Linked DNA regions of Homo sapiens: region 2 is linked to region 1. The links are chromatin loops, found by intact Hi-C in ENCODE. Cell type or tissue: dorsolateral prefrontal cortex. All regions are shown on one strand. Each heading gives the region's core, and the rest is flanking DNA. Links, peaks and the distances in the headings are about the cores only.

Evidence for each region. Hi-C counts contacts between places; a loop is a spot of excess contacts. Peaks named below come from ENCODE experiments on the same cell type or tissue, not always from the same donor. Only the 100,000 strongest peaks of a DNase experiment are listed, where the experiment ranks them.
Region 2: it touches region 1 in a loop (13-fold over the local background); 77 of 110 quality-filtered maps call a loop at or near these places.

Annotation. Positions count from the first base shown.
Region 1 is chr7:7,423,437-7,426,252 of GRCh38, reverse strand. The region is part of intron 25 of COL28A1 (collagen type XXVIII alpha 1 chain); the gene reads left to right. Among named protein-coding and RNA genes, the nearest start is that of COL28A1, 110 kb to the left of the region's middle. In dorsolateral prefrontal cortex, for the core only: CTCF peaks have their summits at 1,468 and 1,671 (motif pointing left); a DNase peak (open chromatin) is centred at 1,652; H3K4me3 peaks cover 771 bases; H3K27ac peaks cover 233 bases.
Region 2 is chr7:7,539,936-7,542,751 of GRCh38, reverse strand. It overlaps a transcript of COL28A1 not described here. Among named protein-coding and RNA genes, the nearest start is that of COL28A1, 5.5 kb to the right of the region's middle. In dorsolateral prefrontal cortex, for the core only: CTCF peaks have their summits at 974 and 1,173 (motif pointing right); no DNase peak of the experiment used is centred there.

The DNA of each region.
Region 1 (2,816 bases), core at 294-2,793:
TAAGGCAGCTGCTATCATCACTTTGACTTCTACCTTATTTTAAAACCCAGTCATTCCTCAGTTTCATCATTTAGCAGAATCTTTAGAGTACCATTCCTTGGAACATCCTTAAGAGGCTGATTCTTTCACAGTGAATTTAATTTGCTTTTATTGTCCCCAAAGTAGAAAAAGCATGAAATCACTTTTGGAACAAGTATATCTTGCTTCCACCTTCTTCTCAAAGAGTGGCAGCAACTTAGCTGGCACAAAGGGAGAGAGTATGATTAAAGCCTCATTAGTGTGTGGGGGAGTAAGGGGGAGGAAAATAATCTAATGGGCTGATTATTTCCTCAAATATTATATTGATATTTTTAGAAAACTCATAAGGTATAATGGGTTGTTTCCTTGTCACTGCTCCACCTTGAAACCTTGCCACTTATTAGCTGTGTGACCTCAGCAAGTCGTTTAGTCTCCCTGAGGCTTAGCATTCTTATCTGTGATTTGGGATAATAATGCCTACTTCACAGGTTTATTATGATAAATTAATAGACTAATGTATGTAAAACATCTTTATGAATCCTAACAAATTCAAATATAATTAGTGGTAGTAGCCATTTTATGCATCACGCTGCCAAATCACACACATTGTAGGATGGATAAGAAGAGAGATTAAGAACTGGTATAGGTAGGAGATCTGGAATGAAGTCAATTAACACATTGGAGTAAACCGCAAAACCAAGGATTAGCAACGGAGGGAAAATGGGACGGGAAGACTTAGAGGGCTGGATTCTTGTGCAGGTCGTGTGGGACCTGTGTAATACAGGATGAATCTTATAATCCAGGATGTTCTTCTCCTTGAGAGGGTGTGACTGGCGATGTAGGGAAAGGACTTTTACAGTTTCACAGCCAAACAGCCGAGGTCTTTGCATTAAATGACAGCTGGAAGAAAGTCTATGGAAAAGTTAGCGTCTTGCATCTAGTCCCAGTCCACATCAAAATGGGAGATGGGTTCTGGAGTCATACCTGGGTTTGAATTGCTTCAGACTGCCTGGTTTTTGGCAAGTCATGTATCCTGCTGTAGCTCAGTTTCCTTATCTGTAAAATGGAATAAGTTGATGTTGATAAGATCAGGTAAGATAATGAATGAAAACTTCCTGCTGCATAATAAACTTAATAAGTATTATTTTTATTTATTATTTATTATAATAGTTTTAATATTAACCAAAGTGAAGATTTACTAATGAGAAAATGAATGAATGTGTTTGCTCTCCTCTTTCTTCTTTCATTTAAAAAGGGAAAGCTTCAATGTGTGAGTTTTAGAACCATCATAAGATGATGTGTATTTTTAAAGGAGTTAAAATTATCCACTCTGCAAGGTTATGGTCTAGGTGGTCTTCACTGAATCATTTGTTAAGTTCATATGCACAAATACTGCAGACAGTCCTGAATTTGGCCGTTTCCTGTGAAAATGAAAGTAGTATCTCCCATCTAGAATCCCTTTGGCGGGCCAAGAGGAAGTGGTATGCCATCTAAACAGTCCGTTATTCTTCTTTTGAGAGAGTGGGTGCAGGGGTTAGGGGTAAGGCTAAGACTGTCATCTTAGGAAAGTGATAGATGTTGTTACCAATGGCGACTCTAGAATTTGCTCGCACGTCTGTTCATTATCTCCTAATACAAGGGCTCCCTCTGCAGGCTCCAACAACCCTCAGCTGTTGCGTGGGAAGCTATGTCCAGCTATGCGACAACCTGTTGTAATTCCTTTATTTGTGAATATTGCTGTATCCACTGACAATAAACTGTGTATCTGAAAATATCACAGGTCAACGCACTTCTTAGGTACCTACGGTGCTGCCTTATGACAAAACCAGTGCCGTCAAATGGCCAAGCAAGACCTGTCCGCAATTCTCTTGCTCACATTTACCAGGTGTGGTGGCCTAACATGGACACACGGCCCATGGAACCACAAAAGATCATTTTCAAAGACCCCACCATAGTGGAGAGACACTACTTCTGTGGATTCTCAGATCATTAAATGCCTAATGTTCCCATCTATCAAAGTATGGTACATATACACTGAGGAACAACTCTCATGCCGTGTTACAGACCAATTCTAATATCTGCAGAACGTTAAGACTTGATTTAAAGTCTATTAGATTCACAAAAGCATTGCTATAAGTCATTATTTTCCCGTAGTTTGAAAGATACAAAAGATTATTTAGATATGTGAAACATAGCTATATGTCAACAATTATATGGATAAGGATGGACAGTTTGTTTTAGGTGAACACTGAAGGACCACAGATGACATGGAACACATCTTAAATTCATTGGCTGAGGCTGCGGGACAGAGAGAACAGTAAGGTATCTACAGGGTCAGCTGTCCTACTGCAGTTGGCCTTCAGATACTCCCAAAGGTTGAGGGTTAGGGGGACGTGAATAAGGGAGACTGTGAAGGAGAGAATGAATAGCAACACTGAGCATTGACAAGGCTGGCCTGAGGTAAACTATGGACCTATTTTAACTGCTTTTCCCGCTTGCTTTCCCATGTGTGGGTATTAGTGTAATTAATACTAGTTGAGGGGAGGTTTTAGCTAACATTCTCACACAAAAAAAATCATGAATTAAATACTACAGTGTCAAATTTTTTCTTAAAACATACTACTTTGTTAAAAAAAAATCTTGCCTTCTCTCCGTATCCCTATGTTAAAAAAAAAATTATGTAACATTTGGTACATCCCAAGAATACACACGACAGATGTAAATTCTAATGATGTTGAATCTACCTGTGTGCTCCTCCCCTTTGCCCAGTTTTAATATCTTTAAAATCATGAATTATT
Region 2 (2,816 bases), core at 122-2,621, 120 kb before region 1:
TCAGAGTGATTTTCCTAGCATGAAAGTGTGATCATGTCACAACCCTGCTTAAAATTGTTCAGTGGCTCCCGTTGCTTTCAAGATAAAGTTTAAACCCTTTAACATGGCATAAAAGAAACCACTGTTTATCCTCTGCTCCTGCACTTCCAACTTCCATATCACAGTCTGACCTGGGTGCCCTCTGTGTAAGTCTCTTTTATAGATGTTATCACACTATATTGCTCTTGCTCTTTTTGGCCTAATATTTTGTTATGAAAATTGTCAAACATACAGAAAAGTTAACAGAATTATACAGCAAACCCATTACCTGCCACCCAGATTTCACAATTGTATTTACAATGAACATATTTGCTCTATTGCATAATCTACCCATCTACCCATTCTTCTACCCGTCTCTTTTCTTCTCTTTTTCTTTCTTTTTTTAGATGGGATCTCACTCTGTGGCCAGGCCGGAGTGCAGTGGTGCCATCTCAGCGCACTGGTTCAAGCAATTCTCCTGCCTCAGCCTCCTGAGTGGCTGGGATTACAGGCATGCACCACCACGCCCAGCTAATTTTTGTATTTTTAGTAGAGACGGGGTTTCACTATGTTGGCCAGGATGGCCTTGATCTCCTGACCTTGTGATCTGCCCGCCTCGGCCTCCCAAAGTGCTGGGATTACAGGCGTGAGCCACCGCACCCAGCCCCATCTTCTTTCTTTATGATGCATTTCAAAGTAAGTTGCAGACACTGGTAAATTTTGTTCCCAAACCCTGCAGCATGGTATTGTCAACTAGAGTTAGATATGTGATTACTTAATTTTTTTTTTTTTTGGGTAAAACTTGCCATTGCTCTTTACTTGCTTATTTTCTTCACTGGGTTGAAGTGACTGCATCTATCTGTTTTCTATCCAGTGCCTCACATATAGTAGAAACTAAGTTGATGTTAGTTAAGTGAATGAGTTATGGATTTCATCAGATGTTACTTAGAGAGCTTCTTGATCCTATATAAGAGTAGTTTTATCACTCTTTCGTTCGTCTCCTCATTCTTCTGCCCAAAAAAGCTGTAGAAAGCAACTTTTATTCCACCCGTTCAGCATCACAGACGATTAAAATTTTTCATCTGTTAACAATAGTTGACAAACTCTCACACTATGTCTTTCTACAAAGTCCCACAAGGTGGTGCCCAAATATCTTTTTTCAAACAACACTTCCTGAAGACCCATGCAGAGTCCTGACTAAATTGTGTTAGTATTTGGCATTTCTGAATTTGGTCAATTAGAATAACAGAAAATATATAATTAAGTAAAAGTTACTCAACATTAAATAACATTATATATGTGATTTCAAAATCTATAGTTCTGGATATAAACAATGAATAATGATAATAGGTACTTTATTTCTGTGTAGAATTTAGTATTATTAAAAGGTTGTTCATATCCCCAAATAGGAAAAAAAAAATTCACCTCAAGTCCCCTTTTCTATAAATTTTGTCCATGAATAATTTACCCTTAGTATAGAATTTCTAAGGGCAGAAGGAGAAACAAACTGTTGTGCAGGAGGAACTATATAATTTAGATGCAATGAAAAAAACAGATGACCCTATTACCTTAACTGGGAACAATGTTGTGTAAACCAGCATTGTAACGGCTTAATATAACATGGGATAATAAGTTACTTAATGCTCTTAAAACACTTTTATTCCAGAAATTTAGAAGAGTTATTTTAAAACTTTTTTTGGATATTCTTATTAAATCTCAATACACTGACCAGAAAACCCAAGTAGGTATTGTGTTTCTACAACTTAATATTCATGCAAATGATGATATCTACCTATATTACTGGCTATGTTTTGATTAGGGATCAGTTATTGAAGTAGCTGTAACAATCCCCAGCTACTCAGATAAACCTGTCCAAACCTGGAGGAGAAAGTTTTTCAACCCAGGGTTCGAAGAGGTGGTGTTCATTGCCTTTAATGGCCCAGGCACTAAGATTTACACAGTGAGAGGTGAGACTCTTTAATGTGCTGGGACTTAGCCCATGATGATTTGTTCTGAGCCATTTGCCACTAAAGTTAAATCCTTATAAATATAAATTATTAGCCATACAGCTTCCTTTTTCTCCTGCTCAAGCACAAGCCTGGATAGCGCAAAGGCCTAAAAATTTTCTAGGGCATTTAGAGATAATGAAAGATGGCCACTTTGATGCACAAAGACCTAAATTTTAGTCCCTCACTGATTAATGATTTGACCTTTGGGTGGGTCTTAATATCTGTCCTCTATTTTATCAACTGTGAAATGGCAGAATTAAATAAAAGTGGTTTCTAAGTTTCCTTCCAGTTCAGAGATTTAACACTATTGTTTGTCCCCAATACAAGAAAAGTTTAAATACCAATCAGTGGTTATCAAATAATTCACCAAGATCTAGAATAACACTGTCTAATATCTGAAAGTAAAATGAACTAAGTGAAAAATAGAAATATTTTGCCATTTAAAGCAGAGTTTAGTCAAGGTATAAATAGATCTGATCTTTCTCTATTTGTAGGCTCTGCATGAAAAAGTTAAAACTGCTCTATCCATTGACCAAAGAAAATAATTAAAGAAAAATATTGAACATTCAAACCTATGATAGGACTAGATCAATCTACTTTCAGATATTTCTTAGAAAAAAAATTGTAAAACTTTCCAGATGGCACCTTGATTTATTTTTGGTCTAAAATAATTGCATTTAGTCAGGAATAAACAACATGGAAAGAAGAAATATTAATATTGAAAAAATATTTTAGAGAAAGAGATTAATAGTCATAAGATTGGTATAACGGGAATTTAGCCTGTCACTG